Regions from separate parts of the Homo sapiens genome. Here region 1 is linked to region 2. The links are chromatin loops, found by intact Hi-C in ENCODE. Cell type or tissue: lower leg skin. All regions are shown on one strand. Each heading gives the region's core, and the rest is flanking DNA. Links, peaks and the distances in the headings are about the cores only.

Evidence for each region. Peaks named below come from ENCODE experiments on the same cell type or tissue, not always from the same donor. Only the 100,000 strongest peaks of a DNase experiment are listed, where the experiment ranks them.
Region 1: a loop joins it to region 2, with 4 times the contacts of the local background. A loop is called at or near these places in 1 of 110 quality-filtered maps.

Annotation. Positions count from the first base shown.
Region 1 is chr15:78,397,721-78,402,112 of GRCh38, forward strand. No RefSeq gene overlaps it. Among named protein-coding and RNA genes, the nearest start is that of IREB2, 38 kb to the right of the region's middle. In lower leg skin, for the core only: no CTCF peak of the experiment used is centred there; a DNase peak (open chromatin) is centred at 1,701.
Region 2 is chr15:78,692,741-78,697,132 of GRCh38, forward strand. It overlaps LOC105370913 (a long non-coding RNA gene), which reads right to left. Exons shown (of 3, transcript XR_932509.2): 3 at 1-154. Among named protein-coding and RNA genes, the nearest start is that of CHRNB4, 54 kb to the left of the region's middle. In lower leg skin, for the core only: no CTCF peak of the experiment used is centred there; no DNase peak of the experiment used is centred there.

The DNA of each region.
Region 1 (4,392 bases), core at 116-4,115, 300 kb before region 2:
TGAACTGTGGCAAGTGGTCAGGACTAGAGAACTCGAAGAAAGTCACAGAACTCAAGGAATAATAATAAAGGTAATGGAAAGGTCGGGAAACTAAAACAATTGTTCTCAAAGTGTAGTCCCTAGAGTAGCGGCATTAGTATCACCTGAGAACTTCTTAGAAATGCAAAATATTGGAATCTACCCTAGGCCTTCAAAATCAGACTGGGAAAGGCCCAGCAATCTGTGTTTTAATAAGACCTGAGGGTCATTCTGATGCAGGATGAAGCTTGAGAACCACTAGGCTACTCAGTGTGGTTGGTCCATGGACCAGCACCATCAGATGAAATGGCGCTGAGAGTTTGTTACAAATGCAGACTCTCAGGCCTGGCCCCAGACCTACTGAGTCTGCAGTTTAACAGGATCCCTGGGGCATCCCACGTACCTTTTAATTTGACAAGAGCTACACCTGAGCTCCACTGACCTGGGATTCTTTGGTCTGGGTGTGAATGAGTCTGTGTCTAAGTCCAGGGACAAATAGACACAGATGGCAATGGGGAAGTAGGCCACCCAGTTCCAGGCATAGGCAAAGGCTGTCCTCAGCTCTTCACGAATTTAGACTGCTGCCAGAAAATGTCACCAAGAAAAATAATGGCTTCACTGAGCCTGCAAATGTGCTCAACCTAGACATTGTGCAGAAAGCAGATTGCAAAGGCAACAAGACCAACAGCCCGACAGTGCTATTCGTATTCCATGGGAGACAGCTGGAGCCCCTGAGATGCAGGCGGGCTCCCAACCCTCTGTGATTGTGATGTGGAGATGATTTAAGAAGAAGCAGCCGAGGGTGGCTGTAAGCAAGTGACGCTCCTGAGAAGACAAAGCTGCAGAGATAGGAGGCTGGACCTGTCACCGCTGCCCAGAATGACCCAGGATTCTCATTCTTTCCAGGGAAACCAGTGGGCAACATTGACGACTGACAGGAGGGGACCTTGCCTCCAAGGCTCCAAGGCCGGATAAGAATGGCTTTACCTTCCTGACTCCAGAAAGAACCGCCCTTTTTCCCCACCTCCCTGATGGCTTCCTGGTGCTTGTGATTCTACCAGACTAGCTTTTCCTTTCCCCCTAATAATAGCTGCTAATTAATATTTAGCGAGGGTTTACCAAGCGCCGGGCTCTGAGCTAAGTACCTTGTATGTACTTTTTTCATTTAATCCTCTCAACAGTTCTACTAGGAAGGTACTACTATTTTCAGTATTTACTAATATTTGGGTATTTCTTAATTACTAAAAACATTTCTCATTCTACAGATGAAAATTGAGAGTAGAAGTTGGTCAGTAGCTTTCCGAAGTCAGCTAGATAGAAAGAAGGCATTGAAGTCTATGGCCATACCACCCTGAATGCGCCCAATCTCGTCTGAAAGAAGGCATTGAAGCAGAGCTCAGACATCCCAACCCCAGACTCTCCACCAAACCATTGTCTTTGTTCCTCATAGTGTGGTCCTTAGACCAGCAGTCGTAGAGTTATTTGGGAGCTTGTGATGCAAGAATCTCAGGCCCTGCCCAGACTTGCAAAATCAGACTCAGCATTTTAAACACAATCCCCCAGAGTTGGTATGCACATTACAGTTTGAGAAACGTGCCTGGTTATAAGAGCTTCCTTCCCTCGCAAGACGCAAATCCGTCTTGCATGAGGAACACAGCCGATACCAGACAGAGATACTTCAACAGGAATGAGTTTCAGCTCTTCTCTGGGAAGCAGGATGTTAGGAACCCAGCGGGGCCACCAGGCTGTTGAGGGACACGAGGAAGTGGAAGGGATGGCCTTTGTAATTGCCATCATCAGAAACGGGTTGGCCTAGAAATCTGTATCCCAAGGTGAAGCAATGTCTTTTTTTCTGCATGCTTTTTTCCTGCATGTTGCAGAGTTGGGAGAACAGACTGCCTGTGTAGACCCCAGTGAGAAACAGCTGCAAAGAGGCATTTCTGGGTTTTACTTCCCCTGGGCCTCTGCATCCTCACCTAGGTGGGTGAGAGCAGTGAATCTACCTGCTTACCTCACAGGTGTGCCTTGAGCACTGTCAAGAGTGGGAAAGGCTTTGCAAAGTTCAGAGCAGGATCCAGGTCTAGGGTGCAATCCTTATTGCTAGGTGGGTCAGTCATTTGATCTCCCTTTTGCCCAGCAAAGCCACTTCATAAAACCCCTTGCTGGAAGGCCAGATCCAGGTCCCTCTGCTTCCATGCATGCCTGCCTGCCTGCCTCCCACTGCCACTCCCCTGCTGCTCCACATGCTAGCCTGGGTGCATTCAGGGGCCCACTGTCTTGTTTTCTGATGCCAGTGCTAGAAAAGTTCTGCTCTTTCTAAAGGAACATGGTACTTTCAAGGCCTTTGAGAACCATGCCGTATGTCATTCATGGTCACTGAATCACAGACAGGATTCCAAATGGGCCTGAGAGATCAGAGTCTTGTCTGCACGCAGTGGCTCATGCCTATAATCTCAAGCACTTTGGGAGGCTGAAGCAGGAGGATCACTGGAGGCCAGGAGTTCAAGACCCACAACACAGCGAGACCCCATCTGTACAAATAATAATAATAATAATTTTTAAAAAAGAGTTCGGCCTCAGGATATAAGTCCCAGCTCTTCTGTTTATTAGCCATGTGATCCTGGGTGAGTTTCTTAACCTCCCTGCAACTCAGTTTTCTCATTTGCAATGTGGGGATAATAACAGTCCCTAATTTTCAGGATTACTGGAAATACTGAATAAAAAACTAAATAAATACTAATTTATTAAACACTTAGTGCCTGCATTTAGTTGACACTCCAGATTGATAGCTATTACTAAACCATATTTGAGGCTGGGCGTGGTGGCTCATGCCTGTAATCCTAGCACCTTGGGAGGCTGAGGCAGGCAGATCACCTGAGGTCAGGAGTTTGAGACCAGCCTGGCCAACATGGAGAAACCCCATCTTTACTAAAAATACAAAAATTAGCCAGGTATGGTGGCATGTGCCTGTAGTCCCAGCTACTCAGAAGGCTGAGGCAGGAGAATCACTTGAACCCAGGAGGTGGAGGTTGCAGTGAGCCAAGATCCCGCCACTGCACTCCAGCCTGGGTGACAGAGTGAGACTCCATCTCAAAAAAAAAAAAAAAAAAAAACCATATTTGAAAGATTCTAAGATACAGCCATTGTGAGACACAGCCCTGATTTCAGAGATGTTAAAATGGTATAATTCACCCAATAGCAAAAGGGTTCCAAAGCCAAAGATGTTAGGGAGACACCTTTTCTGCAAGATGTTTCAGAGCTTTTAAATGCTGCGTTTCAATGTGAGCTCATGGTAGTTACCGCATTCGGTAAGAACTCAGACTGAGTAGACAACGGAACCCCTTTTCTATGAAATAGCTTGGGAGTTCTGTGACATTGGCTTGGGGAGTGCTAATCTAGTCCAATGCTCTAATTTCATAGATGGGGAAACTGAGGCCAGAGAGAGGAGGAGACTTCCTGAAGTTACTTAGGTGGTTAAGTGGTGAAGACTAGGCTACTGAAGAGCCAAACTGGAGCTCCCTCCACTAAACCGCCTTTCCTCCCAACTAACCTGTTACCTACGACACTTGATAGTTTCCTTCTTTTTTTTTTTTTTTTTTTTTTTTTGAGACAGAATTTAGCTCTTGTTGCCCAGGCTGGAGTGCAATGATGTGATCTCAGCTCACCGCAACCTCCGCCTCCCAGGTTCAAGTGATTCTCCTGCCTTAGCCTCCCGAGTAGCTGGGATTACAGGCAAGCACCACCATGCCCAGATAATTTTGTATTTTTAGTAGAGACAGGGTTTCTCCATGTTGGTCAGGCTGGTCTCGAACTCCCGACCTCAGGTGATCCGCCCGCCTCAGCCTCCCAAAGTGCTGGGATTACAGGCGTGAGCCACCGCGCCTGGCCTGACATTTGGTAGTTTCCAAAGACCTTCCTGCTGTGTGCTGTTCCTCACACTAACCCCTGCAGATCCCAGGGGAAGGGATTGTCCCCACTGTACAGATGCAGTTGCCAGCCCACTGAGCAATGGGTTACAAGTGGGACCCAGGTCTGATTCCTGGGCTTACTGCTGTGTTTTTGTAACACCCTAAAGACTGTGACTTGGAGGGGAGGAGGTGCATGACTGGGAGCCAGCAGGTGAGCCAGAAGGGCCCAAAAGACCTGGGTCAAGAGGTGGTCCCAGTACAGAAAAGGACTAAAACCGGCAGAGCTCACCTCCTGAAGCAGTCTTGCTAGGTCAACCCCAGCTTCTTCCATGATGGGCAGAGATGCAGACCACCACGATCTACCCTACCAATACTTGATCATGCATCGGGATAGGGGCAAGGCTCTCATTTCACACCTGCCCACATGCAGAGCCTCATGGACGGGAGGGCAGACCTCCAGATTCAA
Region 2 (4,392 bases), core at 260-4,259:
CAGTCACACCACAGGAGAGCAGAGCTGGGGGTGCCTGCTGAGTTCACTCCATCCACCCCACCCCACTCCCAGAACCGTACAGGCTGAGCAGTCCAGGCCAATTCAGGTACCCTCTTCTGGCTCTATGAAGAAAGTCTAGGAAGGGAGTGGAGAGCTGCAGAGAAGAAAGAGGGAGGGGATCAGAAGGAGGAGGAGGAGCAAGAGGAGGAAGGGGAGGGGGAGGGGGAACAGAGTGCCAGACTGACAGAAATTTTTGCACCTCCTGGCATCCTGTTCCCACCCTGGGCCTAACTGAGCCTTCCCAGGTGCTATGCACTGAATGTTTGTATCCTGCATGATGAAATTAATGCCCTTATAGGAAGAAACACGAGCAAGTAGGCCTTCTCTCTCTCTCTTTGCCGTGTGAGGATATAGCAAGGAGGTTCCATAGGAGAAACCAAGAAAAGAGTCCTCACCCAACCCAAACCATGCTGGCAGCCTGATCTCCAACTTCCCAGCCTCTAGAACTATGAAAAATAAATGACTGTCTAAGCCACCTAGTAATTTGTTATAGCAGCCTGAGCTGACTAAGGCACCAGATCACTATGTGACTTGGCTGCCTACTCTCTCTCTTTGCTGTCCAGACTCTGGGGACCCTGGTTCTCTGCCCTTTCTCTAGCTCTCCTTCTCTGTGTGCCATCCTTCTCGCAGTCTGCAGCCTCTGCTGATCCTTAGTCCACTGCTCTTGGGCATCTCTTCCACCTGTGACCACTCTCTCCTCATTCCCTCTGGGATGAGCTCACTCCCCTTTGGTACCAATTACTATCTATGGCTGTGGGTCTTGACCTTGGATAGACTCTCCAGGGACTCTGAGTGATTGGTCTGGGTGCAGCCTGGCCATAGGGCATTCTGAAAGCTCCCCAGGCCATTCTAATATAGACCACTGGACAGTAAAGGGTTAGTTTGCTCAGCAGCCTTGGGTCACTCCAACCCTGCACATTCCAAAAAGAGGATTGGCCCTTGACCACATCTGGGGAGATAACTTTAGAATATTCTGCCTTTTATTTATTTATTTATTTTTTTTTTTGAGGTGGATTCTCACTCCATTGCCCAGGCTGGAGTGCAGCGGCACGATCTGGGCTCACTGCAAACTCTGCCTCCTGGGTTCAAGCGATTCTCCTGTCTCAGGTTCCCGAGTAGCTGGGATTGCAGGCACCCACCACCAGGCCTGGCTAATTTTTTTCTATTTTTAGTAGAGACGGGGTTTCGCCATGTTGGCCAGGCTAGTCTCGAACTCCTGACCTCAGTTGATCCACCTGCCTCGGCCTCCCAAAGTGTTGGGATTACAGGCGTGAGCCACCATGCCCACACCTGGCTGAATATTCTGCCTTGTAAGAATGTTTTTGTATGCCTGAGACTTTGGGCCTTGGTGTATCAATACGACTTCTTTAAGGACTGAAGCCTGAGTAGCTGGGGTCAGTCACCCAGGAGCTGCATGCCTGCATGACTGACCCCCCAAGAAAAACCTTGAACACTAAGGCTTGCCTGGGTGGGCTTCCCAGGTAGACAACACTTAGCATGTGCTGTCACACATCATTGCTGGGAGAATTAACCACTGTCTGTGCAACTCCACTGGGAAAGCATAACTGGAAGCTGGTGCCTGGTTTCTCCTAGACTTTGTCCCTTTTCCCTTTGCGGATTCTAATCTGTATCTTTTCCCTGTAATGAACCATGACCAAGGGTATAATGGCTTTTCTAAGTCCTTTGCATCCTTATAACAAATCATTGAGCCCATGGCTGGTCTTAGGGATCCTCTACACGACCACCAAGACCAGGAACACTGAGCTGCAGTATACACATTGCTGAGCCCCACTCCAGAGATTCTGATTCAGTGCACCTGGGGTGGGCTTAGCAGCCTGCCTGGTTAGTAAGTTCCCCAACACTCTGCTCTGCTCCCATTCAGTGAATACAGGCTGCATGGCTGCCTGTCCCCTCTCCCTACCCTCTAAAGGCCAGTCACCCAGTCCTCTCAACCATCTCCACAGTCTCATCTCTTCCTTCTTACCCTCCTCTTTGCTTCATCCCCCAGTTTCATTCCACTCGCCACACTGTAGCCAAATTAAAATCTGAGTCTGGCGTTTCCCTTTGGGAAGGTGCTCAGTAGCTACGTACATGTGTTCCAAACTCTTGGTGGCATTCAGGGTCTTTCTTGGCCTTTTCAGCCTCCCCTCTAACCACAACACATACTGTCCCTTCCAGCCTTGGGGAATTCCTTGCAGCCTCAGAATAGGAGGCCTCCTCCATCTGCAGTGCCCTTTGCCCCCCTCTCTACATCCTCTCCTAGTCTACTCACCAGCCTGGATTGCAATTGCTCATTTGCTTACCTGACCCCCCCTCTCTATGCCAGAACCTGGCAGCTTCATACAAGTCCCTTAATAACTATATGTTCAATGAATGAATGAATGAATGAATGAATGAATGAATGAATGAGAGTCTTGTTCATCTGAGTTCCCAAGGCCCAGCATGGTGCTTGGCACATGATAGGTTCAAATAAATGAGAGATGAATGAACAGCTTTTGCACCCCACCCTCAAGCCCACCTCCCTTCCTTTGTCTCCCCTCCTTTCTGTCATTCTCCTTTATCACTGAGGGTCCTTTTTTGGTTATACTCTGATTCTGCTACCCAGGGGCACTTCTGTGGAAAGCCTCAGCTGCCTCCTGATTGGTCCTTTTACCTCCAGCCCCAGCAGATAAGGAACTGAGAGCTTGCAGGGGGCAGCTGAGGAAGACTGCAAATCAGTGTCAAATATCTATGTAGAGCTGAACTTGATTTGAACCTCCCATAAGCCCAGGGAGGGTGGCAATATTCTCATCAATTTACAGATGAGGAAACTGAGGTTCAGAGAGGTTGAGTGTTTGCACATAGTAGCTTGATAGCAGAGATGGGATGAGAACACAGACCTTCAGCCATACATCTTTGTGCTCTTCCTTTTAGCCAGACACCAGGGGCCTTGAAGGCCACAAAAAAAGTATTTTGGCCTTTGGATAGTTCAGGGCTACATTCCCTTCGCCAGTCTTGTCTTCTTAAATTGCTACTTTTGATGCTGACTGATCTCCAGCCCCAGGTAAAATACACACAGTTTTGTCACTATGTCAAGCAGAAACAAGTTCAGTGCTGGGAAAGGAAGTCAAACTCTCCTTGGAAAAAGTCAGATGGGACGTACTACTTTTAGGCCCAGCTGGATGTGCAAGGAGAGAGCCCCCAGACCCCTGCCACAGGCGCCAGCTCCCTCACCAGCAGGGTGCACCAGTGTTTCTCCTTCTTCCCAGAGACCTTGCTCTGCCTGATAAAGCTCCAGCTCTTGGCAGGCACTCAAGGCCTTCACTATCTCACTGTGACTGTAGGTCAGACACATTCTAGATTGACAGAATATCGCCCATGGGGCTGAAACCCACAAAATACCTTCAGTGTTGGCCAGAGGGACTATGGGGTTTGGGTTGGCCCATCTCTTTGGGAACAGCTGAACTGAGAAATGCAAACCACCTTCCTGACTGCCCCGGGGAGGAGGAATCAGCAGGGTAGCATGGGAAACACATCTCGCAGCACTAGGCATGCAATGGATAATAATTACATCTGGTAAATGGGGTATCCATCACCTCAAGCATTTATCCTTTGTATCACAAACAATCCAATTACATTCTTTTAGTTATTTTGGAATGTATAAGTAAATTATTATTGACTACAGTCACCCTGTTGTGCTATTAATACTAGGTCATATTCTTTCTAACTAATTTTTTGTACCATTAACAACCCCCACTTCCTTACCATCACCCCACTACCCTTCCTAGCCTCTGGTTACCATCCTTCTACTCTATCTCCATGAGTTCAGTTATTTTAACCTTTAGCTTCTGCAAATAAGTGAGAACATGTGAAGTTTGTTTTTCTGTGTCTGGCTTAGTTCACTTAACATAATGACCTCCAGTTCCATCCATGTGGTTGCAATTGACACATAGACCAATGAAATAGAATAGAGAACCCAGAAATAAATTCATACATCTACAGGGAACTTATTTTTGACAAAATTGCCAAGAATACACATTGTGGAAAGGACAGTCTCTTCAATAAATGTTTCTGGGAAAATTGGATATCCATATGCAGAAGAATGAAATCAAGCCCCTATCTCTTGCCATATTAAAAAATCCAATTTTCTCAGCATCATTTATTGAAGAGACTGTTCTTTCCACAATGTGTATTCTTGGCATCTGTTTTTATGCCAGTACCATGTCGTTTTGACTACTTAGCTCTCTAGTATAATTTGAAGTCAGGTAATGTGATTACTCTAGTTTTGTTCTTTTTGTTTAGGATAGCTTTGTCTATGCTGGGTCTTCTGTAATTTCATATAAATTTTAGGAT